Regions from separate parts of the Mus musculus genome. Here region 2 is linked to region 1. Evidence: chromatin loops called from intact Hi-C (ENCODE). Cell type or tissue: heart. All regions are shown on one strand. Links, peaks and the distances in the headings refer to the core of each region. The heading gives the core; the rest is flanking DNA.

The links. Hi-C counts contacts between places; a loop is a spot of excess contacts. Peaks named below come from ENCODE experiments on the same cell type or tissue, not always from the same donor. Only the 100,000 strongest peaks of a DNase experiment are listed, where the experiment ranks them.
Region 2: it touches region 1 in a loop (6-fold over the local background); 2 of 42 quality-filtered maps call a loop at or near these places.

What each region holds. Positions count from the first base shown.
Region 1 is chr16:36,813,525-36,822,394 of GRCm38, reverse strand. All of the region lies in intron 2 of Eaf2 (ELL associated factor 2), which reads left to right. Among named protein-coding and RNA genes, the nearest start is that of Eaf2, 10 kb to the left of the region's middle. In heart, for the core only: a CTCF peak has its summit at 4,850 (motif pointing right); a DNase peak (open chromatin) is centred at 4,904.
Region 2 is chr16:35,864,541-35,873,410 of GRCm38, reverse strand. It overlaps Parp14 (poly (ADP-ribose) polymerase family, member 14), which reads left to right and starts at 2,029. Exons shown (of 17, transcript NM_001039530.3): 1 at 2,029-2,244; 2 at 7,123-7,262; 3 at 8,259-8,292. The coding sequence starts at 2,058. In heart, for the core only: a CTCF peak has its summit at 4,186; DNase peaks (open chromatin) are centred at 1,730, 2,070, 2,610 and 4,060; H3K4me3 peaks cover 1,795 bases; H3K27ac peaks cover 875 bases; H3K27me3 peaks cover 745 bases.

The DNA.
Region 1 (8,870 bases), core at 282-8,281:
TAGACCAGTTAAATACTATGGACTTATAAGTTTTGTAAATATTTTTTAAAATATTAAATACTAATGATAAACATCTATTGGATGTGGTGTGGCTGGTCTCACACACTGTGCTTAGTGATTTTTATGTATTAATTTCATCAACTCTCTACAACAATGACTAGGAGCTTACTCCTATTGCCCCAAGTACAAAACTAATAGATGACAGTCAGGACTTTACCCCTGTGGGATGTGTGGTTCACCATCTTATCCAAGAGCATACTCGTTCACATTGCTCACTCCATGCCAGGCATCGACTCCAGGACTTTAATGTTCATCATCTGGAAAAGTAGATATTGTCACTCCAGTTTCAACTAGAAGGAAGAGGCCCAGAGAGGGGCAATCTCTCTCCTATAATTAACTGGCAGAACAGGTCCTCTGTGTTCTAAAATCCTATTGTTTGGCCATGTCACTAATTTATTCCGTCCCAGGGATCATATCTGCTCATGCCCATTTGCAGTAGAGTTGCCTAGCAAGCAACTGTGAGGGTCCTTGCTTTTTTCATAAACCATCTGACACCTTCTCTAACGGGCCTTGGTTGGGTAGCTGTTCTCCTTTGTTTGCCTCAGGCAAGTGGGGGGTGGGGTGGGGCGGGGCCTGCTCTTCTCCAGTGCTTCCTTCTGAACATCTGCAAGTTTCAAGTTCTCTGAGTCACCTTTCACACAGAGGGGAGGGGCTAGGAGGACAGAGAGGAATGTGGAGTCCTAAGAGGCTCTCTGAGCTCTTTCCTGTCCAGCCTGTTTCAGTTTTGTTTAAGGAGAGTGCACGTTGTACCTGTACACTTAGCAAACAAGCACAGATACCACTAATGTTAAAGGTGGACTAACAGACAAAATGTTCCTTCTGAGACTTCTGATATGCTGTAGATGAAGTTGAACTACAATAATATTTTTTAAAGATTTAATTTAATTTTAAAAAATGATGTGTATTTGTGTGTGTGTGTGTGTGTGTGTGTGTGTGTGTGTGTGTGTGTTTATACACTTAAATGGAGGTATTAGTGGAGGCCAAAAGAGACCATTGGGTCACCTGGAGCTGAAATCATAGGCAGTTGTGAACCCCCAACAAGGGAGATAGGAACTGTACTTTGGTCCTCTGTGAGACCAGTATGTGCTCTTAACTAAGGAGCTATCTTTCCAGCTCCATAAGTAAACAAATTCGAAGGCAGAATTGAGATCCTCTTTAGAAGATACTACAAATCCAAAAACATACAAAACCAAAAATTCCAACTCTTCTCTCTAGCTTTGTCAAGAAAGGGAAGATCTCAATTTGTCTCTTTTATGGGGGGGAGGAGAAACTCCTCAATGAGATCTTCTGCCTTCTGTACCATGACATGCAGGTGTGGGTGAGCTATTTCCGAGACAGGAATGACATAACTGTGGAACACGAGTAAACCTTTGGGAAACTGCTGGACAGATAACTGAACATGTGAGACTTAAGGGTGATGACTGTGTGTCTGATGTGGCAGAGCAGCTGAGGCATCAGACATCAGACAGGCTAAAGACGATAACCACAGATACCCCCAAAACAGAGTTGCTCTCTTAACCAAGTAGGTGAAGGGGTATGCAGAAAAGAAAAGCATGAGTGAGATTTTATTTCTTCTAATCCAGATTCCCTCTCAGATTTCCTCTTATTCCAAGAAACAACCCCTGAAATAAGAGATATCAAGTTACAAAGTTTGCTCTTAAGTCCCATTTTGATATGAAGGAAGAGTATTTGAGGTCCAAAATGACAGCTATTTCTACTTAGCACTGCTTTATTGTATACATGTAACATGGGCACATGCTACATATAAATACAGATTATTCAATTATAAGTAAACTTTGCCCAACATATCACAATATTATAAAGTTCACACTCAAATATATGTGTCACCCATGTTCTATTGAAAGAAATTCAATTTAAACTCAGATCATTTGAGAAAATGGGGCCTTGCTATCGTCATTCCAAATCTTCGTTCATGGCTGTGACACATGCTGATGGAAAGAGACACGGGAGTTAGAATCTGGATACCAGCGATAAAAGTCTTGCTCCACTCTGTGAGGCTTCGAGCAGAGTTGTCTTCCCTCACAATGCAGAATCTTTCCTGATAAGCTGAGGGTAAGAGTGTCTACAGGGGCTGTGGAAAAGCACGCACGAAGTAACAGAAACAAAAGAGCCTTTGTAAAGATGGAATCCAATCATGGAGCTGGAGACTCATAGGTCACCTTAGAGAACTGATGTTTTGTCTTCTGTATAATGGGGAATGACAGAAGTTTATGTAGAGAGAGGATTGAAATTATTTCCTTGGCTTCTCCCAAAGTTTCCTTCTCCATCTGAGCTACCTAGTTTCCAGGACTTTAATCTCCGGTCCACTATTCTGCACCTATTCGATTCTAGAAGTAGAACAAGAAGGAGGTTGTCGGCAAGTAGTGACAGATTCCTCAGAGGTGGTGGGCCCATGGAGGCAGTTAGGTTGGATTGGGGTAACTAAACACTTGACTATTTCATTCTTTTGCACACCTAGCCATATCTCCATGTCAGAGACGTTAAAAGTCATACATCTAGAATCAGACTTCCCACGTTTAAATCTCCCTTTGCCCCCTTTGGTGTGAACTTGGGCAAATTATAAAGTCTTTTGTGCCTCATTTTTTTTTCATATAAAGATAACAATTGTCTCATAAGGTTGTTAAAACGATTAAATGAATTAGCACGAGTAAAGTATGTAAAACAGACCACAATCCACAGCTACATAATAATGTTATGCTTATTGGCATTTTTAAAAGCGTTTTTTGCTGTTTCCACATTGACTTGGAGTGGCTTAGAAGACACTGTTAGGAGAGATGGCTGGCTCAGGGGCGTTGCTGTGCACGCCTGGCAACCTGATTCAGTCCTTGGGACCAAGGGAAAGGGAAAGGACATAAATGACCACAGATGTACAATGGCATGCCTCTCTCTCTCTCTCTCTCTCTCTCTCTCTCTCACACACACACACACACACACACAGATACACACACATTAATAGATAAAAAAATTACAAAAGAAGACTCTAGGGGAGATTATCAGAGGGCAGAATCTTCCCAAGTGACCCATGTCACCACTGATGGTGAAGCTCCTCCCAGTGTACCCCTCACTGATGCCTTCTTGTCCTTGTCTTCTCTGTATTATTTGTGCCCATCCCCATGGTCTTTAGAGCCTCACGTGCTACCTTCTGAGGCACAGCATCTTTCTCAGTGTCAGTTCCATGTAGTGAAGGCCCCTTATTTCAGCTGATAGCAAAAACTGAGTCTTTGGTCGTTGTCCTCACTAAGCCTCTGCCAGAGACTGGTGTTCTTCTCATGGTGACACATGGCCCTGAGCAGGACCTGCCCTCAGTCTTCTTCTCATGGTGACACATGGCCCTGAGCAGGACCTGCCCTCAGTCTTCTTCTCATGGTGACACATGGCCCTGAGCAGGACCTGTCCTCAGTCTTCTTCTCATGGTGACACATGGCCCTGAGCAGGACCTGCCCTCAGTCTTCTTCTCATGGTGACACATGGCCCTGAGCAGGACCTGTCCTCAGTCTTCTTCTCATGGTGACACATGGCCCTGAGCAGGACCTGTCCTCAGTCTTCTTCTCATGGTGACACATGGCCCTGAGCAGGACCTGTCCTCAGTCTTCTTCTCATGGTGACACATGGCCCTGAGCAGGACCTGCCCTCAGTCTTCTTCTCATGGTGACACATGGCCCTGAGCAGGACCTGTCCTCAGTCTTCTTCTCATGGTGACACATGGCCCTGAGCAGGACCTGTCCTCAGTCTTCTTCTCATGGTGACAAATGGCCCTGAGCAGGACCTGCCCTCAGTCTTCTTCTCATGGTGACACATGGCCCTGAGCAGGACCTGTCCTCAGTCTTCTTCTCATGGTGACACATGGCCCTGAGCAGGACCTGTCCTCAGTCTGTTTTCTGTTGCTAATAATACAATGCCACAGTCTAGAGAAGGGATGAAGAAAATGTGGTTATTATGGCTTACCATCTAGCACTGGGATTGCTAGAGCGTAAGGTAAATCTATATATATGGGGTATTTTTTGTTTTTATTGCTTATTTTTTGTAGAATCTCTAAACTGTTTTCCATATAGTTGCAATAATCACATTTTACAGACTTTTCATAGGGTTAGCGATGTTGAACATGTTTTCATGTGCTTATTGGCTATTTGTTTTTCTTCTTTTGTTAAATGCTTATTTGAATCTATTGAATTATTAAATCATTGAATCATTTTTAATTGGTATTGGGTTTAGTTTTCACTATTGAGATTTTGGAATTCCTTCTGTAATCTATGTCAGTTTCTTGTCAGTTGTGAACATTGCAATTAATTCCAAGCATACTAATTGTTTCTTCTGTTTAATCTATCCTGTTATCTTTACCTCGTATATAGCAGTTTTAAATTTTCCTGAGTCAACTTCAGCTCAAGAATTTCTATTTTCAAAAGTAGTTCCCACGTCTTTTAAGCTTTTCTGTTAGACTGTTGATCCAGTTCTTTGTGTTTCCATTGAGATTGAAGGATTATTTATTCTGAGGACTCCCTGTACTGATTCCCTCCTCGTCAGTTCCCAGCACTTTATTTAAAAATAAATATACATGGCTTTAAATATACATGGTTTCATAACAGTCGGTGATGTGTGTCATGTGTGACATCATCAAGGCATTAACCAATCTGTTATCTATTTTATTTCCTAATTTGACCCTCCTCATCCACCTCCATAATTTCTAAACAGGTTTTCTCTTTTTCTCTGAGTCCATGTTCATTTCCACCATTTCAACACTAGATGGTGCCCAAGCCCAGATTATTAAATACCCCATTGGTGTTCTGTTCAGAAAGAAATAGCAGAGTGGGCTGGCGAGATGGCTCAGCGGGTAAGAGCACTGACTGCTCTTCATCCCAGCAACCACATGGTGGCTCACAACCACCTGTAATGAGATCTGACGCCCTCTTCTGATGTGTCTGAAGCCAGCTACAGTGTACTTACATATAATAATAAATAAATCTTTGGGCCAGAGCGAGCAGAGTTGACCAGAGTGATCAGGACAGAGGTCTTAAAAATTCAATTCCCAACAACCACATGAAGGCTCACAACCATCTGTACAGCTACAGTGTACTCACATACATAAAATAAATAAATCTTTAAAAAACAAAAAAAAGAAATAGCAGAGTACAGGAAAGACTTATCTATTCCTACAAGTATATTCCTGGGTCCAGGGTAGGCCTGATTGCCTCATACACAGTAAACTGTCATTGGACACAAGATTCTGCTGGACTCTGGATACTCACTGTGGATAGAGTGAACCTAGGTTTCTATGTGGTACCTGTGAATACCAATCCCACCAAGTCAGCTATGAGCCTATGCTCCACCAGCACAGCTCTCTGTTAGGACCAAGGCTGTGTTATGATGCTGTGGACCTTGAGATCCAGAGCTACTAGAACAGTTTTAGCTGCTATTGGCTAAAAGTGAGGTCCAGTAGAAGCAGACTGTATGTTTTTTCCTGGAACTGTGGTTGTTCACAGACAGGCCTAACCCAGTGTCAGGTGTTACCACCACTAAGTTCCAGGGCAAAACAAAACAAAAACAAACAAACAAGCAACAACAAAAACCTTATGCTTGCTATTATGTCCTATTCTCACCGAGAAAAAAGGCTTGAAATAAGCTTTACAGCTTGAGGATAGGGTAGTGTTTGGGAAGGTAGCCTGCAGGTCACCCACATTGGTGTTATTAAGCTAGATAATGAGAGTCACAAAACTACAAGGACCTATGCAGCCTCAAGGTATGTTGGTGTTTACAGTGGAGCTGATGATGATGCAGATCAAAACACAAGTCTGTCCCACTAGGGCACAAATCTCAACCACATCTGAGGTTTCATGGCCTTTTCTAGGAGCTTGGGCCTTGTGATATCTATGCAGCCTGCGGACAGAGATAGGTGGTAGAAACAGTGTCTTAGCTATGAAGGGTGTTAGTCAGTTGGATTGCAGCTGTAGAATCCTGTACCTTAGGTGGAGATGACTATAGCCTAAGTCAACATTGTGCATAGAACAGATGCATTCAAAACTGTTCAATTCCTTTAACACATAGGTCTGGACCTGATGCTAGGGCCAATCTAGAGTTTCTTTGAACTCAAGGCTTTCAGTTTTGTTTTTTTTTTTTTTTTTTCTGAAGTTCTTACTGTGGTGGGTCCTACCTTTAGTTTCTGCTTCCCAATGGGAAGAGTTCTGCTTTCTGTCAACTAACTTTGTAAGAGATGTGGGTGAAACAAGCTGCTGTCTGACCTAACACAGGTCCACTGGTTCAGGCCCCAGTATTAGCCACGTGGTAGGGTTCGTGGGGCTTTGCCCAACACTGTGGTTCACTGGGATGAGCCTGCTGTTGGTTCTTAAGGCTGAGGACTGCACTCTCTCCTTACCCAAGGCTAGAGGTGTGCTTCTCCCTGCAGGGTTGCTTACAGTTGGGGTGCAGGTGGCTCTGACAGTTCTTTCCTTCTTGCAGGCTGCAGTGTGTCCTTTTGTTTTGTTATACTAAAAACAGGTAGGGTGAGGTCTTGCTGTGTTTCCTTCCTTTATCATATGAACAGCTACTCAGCTTGGTGTGTCTACAGGGAGAGAGAGAGATGACTGGAAGAACTTATCAGGCATCACCTTGCTCCTCCTTAACTTTTATTTTTTTATTGGTTCTGGGGTGGAACCCAGGGCCTTGCAAATGGTAGGGCAGGTACTCTGTCTATAAGCAGGCTACATTCCTAGCCTGCCTTATTTATCCTTTTACATTATTTATGAGTATTGCCAAACATCAGGTATCTTTCCATTTTTTATCATTATTTTGTGTTTATTCCCCCTTCCTGTTCATAATCAAACCTGTAACTCTCAGTTATTTATGAAAGCTATGTTTCTCCAGGTATTATGAAATCATATAAGACGGGTGGGTGTTAGGGATATATTTCTGTCTTTCCTAGGATCCTTCCCTTTTTCTTCCCACTGCCCTTCCCTGCCACCTCGGCCAGACACCTAAGTTTTGTTAATGCAACGTTTTGCTGCAAAATTTCTTTAAATAATTTTAGTTTAACATTATACATTTATATAGCTCATTTCTACTTAAAATTAATTAAACATAAATAACTAAATTCCTTTGCTTAATACTACTATGGCTTCATTCCCTTATCCTGAGGTTCTGTTCTAATTCATTTGTTCATGCTTAAGAGTCTTTGAGCTCACATCTTAAAGCATGTTTCAATGTGAAAATGGCTTTTAGTTTGTAACAAAAATATTGTTTCAGACCAGAGATTTTAAAACATTTAAAATTCTTTAAAATAAAGAAGTGTGAGCAAGTCCATATTTTTTAATTAATTAATTTATTTTATGTATATGAGTACACTGCTGCTCTCTTTAGACACATCATACTAGGCTATCAGATTCCATTACAGATGGTTGTGAGCCACCATGTGGTTGCTGGGAATTGAACCCAGGACCTCTGGAAGATCAGTCAGTGCTCTTTACCACTGAGCCATCTCTCCAGCCCTCAGCAAGTCCATATTTTATATTAATTTTTTTAAATTTTATGTATGTGTGTGAGGGGGGAGTTGGGTTGGGGGGAAGGATGCCCTTTAAATGCTGATGCCCACAGATGCTGGATACCAGATCTCTTTTTCTTTCTCAAACAAGCTGTTCATATATATATATATATATATATATATATATATATATATAAACATATATATATAAATATATGTATATATATGTGTATGTATTAGTATGCCTCTTGGCTGACCACTTTAAGTCAATTATCTCTACTATGCCATAAATGCCTGTGATAATCAGTTTGTAAAGGGAAAAGATTCAACTTATGGGTTTCTTTTTCTACTTTTAGTCATAGCAAAAAAATAAATAAAATTAAATTAAAGTTTATATCATAGCCAAGACCAGAATCCTCACATCTCAGTCTACAGAATTGTCCAGTGACTAAAAACTTTCCTCAAGTTTCCACCTCTCCCAGTTGCACATTCCTCCTCTCCCAGTCGCACCAAGCTAGGGACCAAACCTTCAATACATGACCCTTTCAGGAACATTTCAGATCCAACTGTAAGCATCCTATTCTGTTCCCCCAAGGCTCACATCTACCTCTCAATGCTAAATGCCTTTAGTGCACCCCAAAGAGTCCCCAGAGTATAAAATGTTCAAAAGTTGAAGTCCATAGTTCTCTCTGAGACACATTCAGCTGTGAGGTCTGAAAAATAAAAAATAAAGTTACATATTTCCATTGGTGCAAAATAAACAGATATTTAATCCTCCAAAAAGACAGAACAGGGAGACAGCAAAAAGGAATGAGATCAAGCCCCCAGGAGATAGACATTAGATTCTAAATCTTCATGCTCGGCATCCAGGGCACACCATGGTAGGATGGTGGATCCCAAGGGCTTAGGCAGCTCCACCCCCCACAGCCTTGATGGATGCAGCCCACGGGGCCACACATCTGGACTCTGCTGATTGTGGTATCATACCCTAGGCAGGGAGGCAGGTGTTCCACATTCCGGCCTTCTTCCCTCCTGGGTCTCCACTGCAGCTCCAGCCTCACTCTCACTGCTCCCTCTGTGTCTCATCCTGTCAGGGGCTGCTTGCAGGGGCTCAGAACTACCACAACACTACTTGTTCCCCACCCCCACACCTGACTTGCCATTGAAATCTCACCGGAATCCTACATGATCCCATAACCTTTATACTCTGCATGTGGACAAAGCCTAGATCCTACAGATGAGGCTAGAGTGTGTCATGGAGGTACCCACAACCTCTGAGTTCCTCACCCATTTAAGAAGTCCTAAGTGAGCAGGGTGCCCT
Region 2 (8,870 bases), core at 601-8,600, 950 kb after region 1:
AAACATTGTATACATTAAAAACTGTGATCCATATCATAGTCTCTCATCTGAGCTGAGTGTTTCAGAGAGTGTTTACTGGTATTGTCTGGTGTGAAGATTTTATATGTGCAAAAGTGCACATGTGTGCTCAGAACACAGGCTTCAGTGGTGCCAGGAGATAGCACCGGTAAGCAACGGAATGCTATGTAGTTGATTTTGATTTAATTTTTGGTTATTGTGCCTTCAGAAGCCTTTCAGCGTTACCAAGATTTTCTCAAGTCTCACACTGGGTTGTGCGATCGGTCTGATTACCATCTACAGAGAAATGGGACCTATCTGTAAAAAACCGTTAAAATTGCCTAGATACTCCCACCTCCAGCCCCGGTTCACGGCTTTCATTTACAATGCCTAGCTGCTGGCGCCTGGGATGTCCTGGCTGACACCACCAATATCTCCCACATCCCTCTTTGTACCAACATTTGCCCATATCGAGAACTTTTCTGTTTTCAAAAATATTTAACTCCAAGAAACAAAATATCAACTTTCTGAGCCCAAACCCCCATCCCTCACCCGGCTGCTTGACTCCTGGGTCTTCCTGTCCATTCAAAGTTTTGGAAAGATCTGGGAAAAAAAAAATTGCCAGGCGGTGGTGGCACATGCCTTTAATCCCAGCACCACTGGGAGGCAGAGGCAGTTCGAGGCCAGCCTGGTCTACAAAGTGAGTTCCAGGACAGCCAGGGCTATACAGAGAAACCCTGTCTAGAAAAAAAAAAAAAAAAGGGGGGGGGGAGGGGGGAAGCTCTGAGTGCTGCCTCGGCTTCCTTCCTTTTTTTCAGACCTCGGTCCTCTTCAGACTCCCCATCGTCCCTGTTCTCCATCAGATAGTGTTACCAGGGGCCCCGAGGGGGTCACCATACTCTAGCCCTGGACCGGCAAAGCCTGCTTTAATGCGTATCCCAAATATTCGCTCATCACGCGTTAAGGATATACAGATTCCCAGTCTCTTCTTATCCCGGTCACAGTAGGCGCACCTCACTCCTGTTGCTTGGACCACTCCTGGATGAACTGTTCATATCTTTCGGCCAATCTTGTCTCCAAAGGCAGCTTAGAGGCCATCACGTTCTTCCTAGGAGGGGGAATGGGGGAGGCGGGTGTCGGAGCCCCAAGAGCCCTAGACCAGTAGCGGGACCAGAGCCCTCTCCTGAGCACCCAGGTCAGCCTGGCTTTCTCTCACTCCTGTCGAACTCAGCCACCATGCAGCAGCCTAAGTTATTTTGTGTAAGTGAACCACAAAGCCCCAGAGACCCACCATCTAAGGTCATTTCTTAGTAGTTCTTAGGCTCTCGGGTAGCACGTCCCTTGCCCAGAAGTGCTACCTGATCTTTCCATAATTGGGCTGGGAGCCCATGCTCTTCTGCTCCAACACCTGTGTATTTCTCCCTAGAGTTGTCGACCGTCTCCTGTGTCCCCATACCTGTGTCCCTCCGTTGAACACCCAGAAAGCATGGACGCCAGCACGCGTTCCTCAATACTGGGAGTTTGTAAACACAAAGTATGCACAGATGAGAAAACAGAATTCTGAAGCAGGAAAGTCAGGTCAGATGCCCTCGGGTGGTCCCCCAAGTGAGCAGGGAGCATCCTGAGAGGATCGTTTTCCTTCTCTTATACAGCGTGGGTTTTCAGGTATGCAGAAACTATCCTAGTGATGGAGCAGGGCTCAGCTGTAGCTCAGGTGGAGTGCGGGCGGGGCCCAGCTCTGGAGCTGCTAAGGAGGTGGCCTGGAGGCTAGAGCTCGGGTGGAGGATTGACTGGCTTCTGTTGAGAGCAGGAGAACAAAGTGCCTGGGGGTGGGTGGGTGGTAGCTCTGTGTGTGTGTGTGTGTGTGTGTGTGTTGTTGTTGTTGTTGTTGTTGTTGTTGTTGTTGTTGCACTATTCCAATCCTGGGATAGCGAGGTGAAGATAGAAACTAAGGACGGGGAGGGATTTCCAGGAAATGAAAGCGAAAGAAGTTATCTCAATGTTAAAACTCTGAGCAGTTTTGGACGACCCAGCAGTCGCCGCTTCCTAGTTCAGTCAGGATGGCAGCGTCGGGTTCCTTCCCGCTGCTGGTCGAGGGCTCTTGGGGCCCCGACCCCCCAAAGAACTTGATCAACAAGTTGCAAGTGTACTTCCAGAGCCGGAAGAAATCCGGAGGAGGGGAGTGCGAGGTCGTCCCGGAGCCGGGGAACCCAGCACGCTTCCGGGTGCTCTTCTCCCCGGAGGATGGTGAGGGGCGCGAAGGTCGGGGAGGGTCGCCTCGCGCGGGGTTTGGGACCATGGGTGCCAGGTCTAGCCCTCGGCTGCAGCTCGTTCGGTGCGGGAGATCCTGGAGGCAGAATCTGCGTGGCGAGCGCAACCGGGAGTGGCGTTCCCCTTGCTTTCCCAGTCGCTCCCTGAAGCAATCTGTGGACCTTCCCGTGTTCGTTTGTTTGTTGTTTGGTTGTGAGCCTAGCCTTTCACGGCTGAGCCATCTCTCCAGCCCTTGTTTGTTGTTTTAACTGTCCTGTTTTTATTATTCAGGTGGGGCAGGAAAAGAATTAAGAAACGGGAGGAGTCCAGGGTCCGCTAGCACCGCAGGGTTCTTAGGGAGATGAGCTTGAGAAGTGAAAAGCCCTAGAGCTCTTGTGCCTCAGTGGAGGAGGGAGGGACAGGGCAGGGGTGGGTAATGGGTGGTGGTGTCTTGTTCCTACCTCGTCCTTCAGCCCCAAGATGATCTGAGGTGGCTGTAAGCTTGGAACCCAGGTTGGGATAGGGACTGGGGGTGTTCCCTCATCTCTGGAAGGTTCCTGAACAGTTAAGCAGTTGAATGTTCCCCACCTCTATTGGCCTTCTGCAAAGGAGGCCCAGCCTTCATTTCTCGCTCAGGTGGGTGAATGGAAGTCCCAGATCTGTGACTTCTGGAAAGCCACCATGTGTTAATATCAGAGATTTTGCAGACCAGGGTCATCCTCAGAGTGCAGGATGGAGGGAACATTTGGGCCAGAGGAGAGGAAAGGAGGCTGAGGAGACCGGGCAGTGGGCAAGGTAACAGCCCAGCAAAGACCCAAGAAGGAAAAAAAAAAAAAAAAATGAAAACAAGAGAAAGGTGTAACACAGGGTTTCAGGAAGCCTGGGTAGGAGGGCACAAGAGACCTGCTTAGCTCTGATCCCTTCCGGAAAACACAGGTTTGATTTCACAAGGGAGCCCTCAATGGGCAGCTAGCTAGTAAAGTGAGAATCTCATTTTTCACTTTTCCTAGATCAGTGATTCTCAACCTTCCTAATGCTGCAGACCTTTAACACAGTTCCTCAGGTTGAGGTGACCCCAACCACAAAATTATTTTTGTTGCTACTTCATAACTGTAATTTTGCTTACTATTATGAACCAGAACCTAATCCCCAGGAAAAGATCATTAGATCCTAAGGGGTTGTGACCCACAGGTTGAGAACCACAGTAGAGGGGTCCCAGTTTGATTCCAGCTGTCAGTATCCCAGCAGACATGACCCGTATGGAGAGCGCTTTTCTCTAGAATGTCACTGTCCTCAAATGAGGGTCACATGGTAGGGGTGCAGATTACTGGCATCCTGGTCACAGAGAGGTCGGGGTAACTAGACATCTCCAGCTCCACCCTAGACACTGTAGTACAGTGAGTGTCGACTGAATAAGGATTGTGTACCACCAGCCCTCTGACGAGACCCGAACATGCTAAACATTAAAAAAAATCTGTTGTTTATCTAGACCATCAAACCAACAAAACAGAGGGACTGAGAGACTATCTAAGATATTGGTACTATACTGAAATACACAGCACGGAAAAATAATTGTGATAATACAATTCCAGTTTTAGCCTTTACAGCAGACCCCGGGGCTGGCCAGGTGACTCCGCCCTGAAGGGCTGGGCTCACAATGAAATTCACCAGTCGCAGGATCTCTGCTTGGCTTTCTCCCTACAGGGCTCCTAGCCCACAGCCCCCCAGGCTGCTCCAGGCCATCCCTCTGGTTTCACTTGCAACAGAGAAGACTCAAAATCTATTAAAATTTAACCCTGTTGAGGAGGCAGTCTTTAGGGTGACTAGAATGTCTCTCTATTCACTTTCGGTTTCCTACTTGAGGCACTGTTTCCTCAGTAGGAAGTCATCTGGAATTTCCCTGTAGCAGCAGCATTTCTTTCCTGTAGAGAGCACCACCCTCTGGCCCAGAAGGAGCCTGAGCAGGCCTAACTATTCACTCGTGTCTACAATAGCTGGATAGTACTATTGAGCCTCTCAGCATCCCCTTCCCAGCAGAAATTAGCATATAGAGGTAGGAACCGGAAGATCTGACCTTTGTAGGCTTACTGGATTTGTGTACAATAAAGCATGCATGATTTCCTGTGTTTTTTCCCCTTTGAGCCTGCCAGGCAGTTGTTCTGTGAATGAACTACCCTCTCAAACCCTAACTCAAAACACTGTAAGCCCCATTTCAGATGGGCACACTTTATTATGCTTTTTAGTCCCAATTTGGCTCGTTTATTGTGCAAGGGCTTAGGTATCCTTGAAGTAAGGAAACTCATCTTCTTAAAAATAAGTAAGTAAGTAAATAAATAGTATTTTGCTGGGTGGTGGTAACTTACACCTTTATTCCCAGCACTTGGGAGGCAGAAGCAGGCAGATCTCTGAGTTTGAGGCCAGCCTGGTCTACAGAGTGAGTTCCAAGAAAGCCAAGAATGCACAGAGAAACACAGCCTCAAACACACAAACAAACAACAAAAAGATTTACTTTTATTGTATGTGTATGAGTGTTTGCCTGCATATGTCTGTATACCACATGTATAAAGTGTTTGCCGAGGCCAGAAGAGGGCCTCAGATCCTCTGAACTGGAGTTACAGACTGTAGGTCGGTTTTAGATGCTGGCAACCAAAATCTGCATCATCTAGAAGAGCAGCTTGTACTCTTGTTTTTTGTTTGTTTGTTTGTTTGTTTTTTGAGACAGGGTTTCTCTGTGTAGCCCTGGCTGTCCTGGAACTCACTTTGTAGACCAGGCTGGCCTCGAACTCAGAAATCTGCCTGCCTCTGCCTCCCAAGTGCTGGGATTAAAGGCACCCAGTCTATGAAGAGGTGGCCATGTCTGGATGCCTCGGATGGACTTTACCAAATCCAGGGTAGAAGAAAAGGAGGGAAACACATAGACACATGATATTAGGTCACAGGCTTTCATTTATGTCACGGAGACCTCAATCCTCTCGACAGCCCAGTACTGCTTCTTTGGAAACTCCTGTCTGTTCACAGAATACAGTTAGAGCCAGACGTTCCTTCCTAGATGGATTGTAACTCCTGTCTCTGGGGGAAGCGTCTAAGTGAGACCCCACTTTGGCCTTCCCTCTTCATGGCTGAGGCGGGAGAGCTATCGCGGCCTCCCTTTATGATAGGCGCTGAGATCATTAGAGCAGCCCACCAGAGCTGAACAGGAGCCCAGTGTTTGGGTTGCTGCTGTAAACAGCAGTGGCTCTCCCCACCTCTCTCCTAAACCTGTTTGCATATCTTCTATGCTGGCCACGCCCCTTCTGTTCCTTTCCGGTTCTCCCTGGTCTGAGCTACACTGATTTTCCTCTTCTATCTCTGGCTTCGGATGCTTGCAGTTTATGTTTTTCACGGCTCTTCATATGACTGAGAGCATTCCCTGAGAGTACGTTCAATGTCGAAACTTCTGCAACAGAGGCGTTTATTTCTCTACAGACACCCAGGTAGTTTATGACAGAGCTGGAAATCAAATGCAAGGCTTTGGACTCGGCTCAGTTTTCACTGTAGTTCAGCTGCCCGGTGCTCTAATTCTGTTTTTGCAAATCTCCTCTATTCTAATTTTTTCTGCCCCCTTTACTACCAAATATGGGTTCTTTATCATTGTAAGCTAATGTGCTGGTTGAAATGGCTGGACTCCTGGTCATTCTGATAATGGCCAGCTGGGCCACTTTCCAAAAACATGGCTTTCATATGCCCAGTCGTCCCCATCATTGTAGATATTTCTACCTTCAGTGCCTACCAAGTATAGTACAGGTACTATACTACTAAACTCTTTATATTTCTTCAATGTAACACACTTAGTACACTGACCCAAGACAAACCTCAAGTCAAGAAGACTGAGTCTTCCTAAGTAAGATTTGTTTAACAGGATGCTTAGGGTGTTCACCAGTTCTGTTATTGTGACAATGTATCTGATATAATCAGCTTGAATAGAGGAAGGGTTTATCTGGGCTCAACAATTCTGGAGTATTTCAGTCTACAGTCAGTTGGCCTGCTGCTTTTGGGCCAGTGGCACAAGGCAGGACCCAGGGTCACCCTCTTCCCCTTCCTCTCACAGAATTGGTTCCCAGTGACCTAACATCCTTCCCTTCGGCTTCTGGACCTCTGAGACTGTTGCCACTATGAGCTGGGCAACCAAGCTGGTAATTTCGAGGCCCCCAGGGCATGCTCCATAACTAATCTAAAGCAGTGAACTATAGACAGTAAGCAGGGCATGACAGTTCATGCGTTGACCCCAGCACTTGGGAGACAGAGATGGCAGGTGGATCTCTGTGTGTCCAGCCTGGTCTACAGAGCAAGGTCTAGGTTAGCCAGGGCTACCATAGTAAGACCTTGTCTTAACAACAGCCCAGTAAGTTCAGAGGCAGGGGAATGGCTCACTAAGTAAGAGAGCTTGTTGGGTGGATGTGAGGCCAGAGTTTGAATCTCCAGCACCCTTGTAATAGCTGGGCATGGCTACGAGTGCCCTTGTAGAGAGCAGGATGGCAGATCCCCAGAACTCCTTGGCCAGCAAGCCTAGCCGAAAGGGTAAACTTCAGGTTCAGTGACAGACCCAGTTGGTTTCCAAGCCAGAAGACAGAGAGTAACGGAGGGAAGTACTTCAGTGTCCTGCTGTGGCCCCCACAGGAGCAGGGGTGGGAATCTATCCACGCGCACCACAGGCACACAACATAAGTTTAAATCTGCGATTCAAATCCATCTGGTAAGTTTTTCTTCTACAGAGTTTGCTTCTTAGAGATGCTGGCTGAACCGCTATGAATGTAAACTGTAGAAATCACGTAAATAATTATGTAAGTGAAGATCGCTTGCAGTTTGGCTTAAAACTTTTTTTTTTTAACATTTCAGTTCGGCAGAACGTTCTGGAGAGAGGGAATCATGAGTTAGTGTGGCAAGAAAAAGGAACATTCAAGTTGACTGTCCTGATGCCCACAGACCCTGAGGAAGCCTCAGCCTCTAAGAAGTCAAGGAAGGAGTCTCCAGAAGAGGTAAGGAAACCTAGGAGGGACTCAAAAGGACACAAGGTGGCATTCCAAGGTATGTGGGGATCTCAGTGATGAAAATATGGTAAAGATGTGCTGGGTGAGGTGGCTCGTGCCTTAAATCCCAGCTCCAGGGAGGTAGAGATAGGCAGAGTTCAACACTAGCCTGTTCTACATAGTAAGGCCAGGCCAGTCAAGGCTATACAACGCTATATAGTGAGACTGTATCCAAAAAAAAAAAAAAAATGAAAGGAAGGAAGGGAGGGAGGGAGGGAGGGAGGGAGGGAGGGAGGGAGGGAGGGAGAGGGAGGGAGGGAGGCAGGGAAGAAGGAAGGAACAAAGGGAGGGAGGGAGGGAGGGAGGGAGGGAGGGAGGGAGGAAGGAAGGAAGGAAGATAGGAAAGGAAGAAAGAGAAAGAAAATGGTAGACCAAGGCCATTTCACACTAGTGAGAAAACAGCAGCTTGGAGCTGTGGTGGGATGGATGGCTATAAACAATGAAGAATCAGTTACTTTTGACACTTGAAAGAGTCAAGATTGGGGAGGTGGTACAATAGTAATGAATTGGGGGTGCCTAAGTTTGTATCTATTTGTCTTGGCTTTTTTATAACCAGAAGCCTTTGGGTCTTGGGAGGCGAGCAGTGCACTGTGTACTGTTCCCTCAATTGTGAAGGAGATTGCCAGGGACCTCTGTGAAGCACGTGCAGTATGCTCGCACAGTAATCATGAAATAAGTACTGTGTGTCGGGAAAGCATGGGCTGAGTTGTCTCACCTTTGGTATGGGCCAGGGGCTCTTGTATATGTCTGATTTCATCATTCACTGTTGTGGCCAACAAGAAGACGCGCTGTTACATGTAGCTTCGGATGTATTCAGCGGCTCATTACCCAAGTATATCGATATCATTTCAATTTAGCTTATGTCTCCAGTCTGGCCCAAGGGATGTCTTATTAATATAAAGAAACAATTTGCATATTAATGCTTTCTTACTGTTTGGGTTTTAGGAGTCCAAGACAAAAGAAGATGCTGTGAAACAAGGTAAAGTCACAGCTAGGGCGGACAGTTTTGTGTTCATTGAACACGTTGCTTGGGAGATTTTCCCTCTGGAGTCACAGCACGCAGGATCTGCTTGTCCCGGAGCTGCCTTGAGTTGCATCATCTGGGTCTCAGCCAGATGTGTATGAAGTGCTCCCTGAGGGAGCACCTTCAGCTCTTAGAGCTCCCATTGGAACAACAGGACCAGCTCTTTCTGGTGCTGGGAGATGTCTGCAGATGAGGAGAGGGGAAGGAGACCTGGGAGGGGTTGAGGGATGCTTGTGCCTAGGTGGGAAAGAACGGCAAGGACAGGGCGTGTAGTGGATGCTGTGTGGCTCTCTGGGTACCAGTGCTCTGTGAGCATCGGCTGTGTCTTCAATGGATCCCAGCTCCCCAGAACTTCCTTCTTCACCTGATGTAGGGAACAGCCAGCACTAGGGCTGGGCTGGGGTCTCCTGCTTCACTAGTGGTAGGCAGGGCCCATATCCTGCACTATACTTTAATGAGGGAATGACAATATCGGTATAAAGAGTAACAAATAAAGAAGCACGCCAGGTAAGATAAGCAAGAGCAATAGAGAT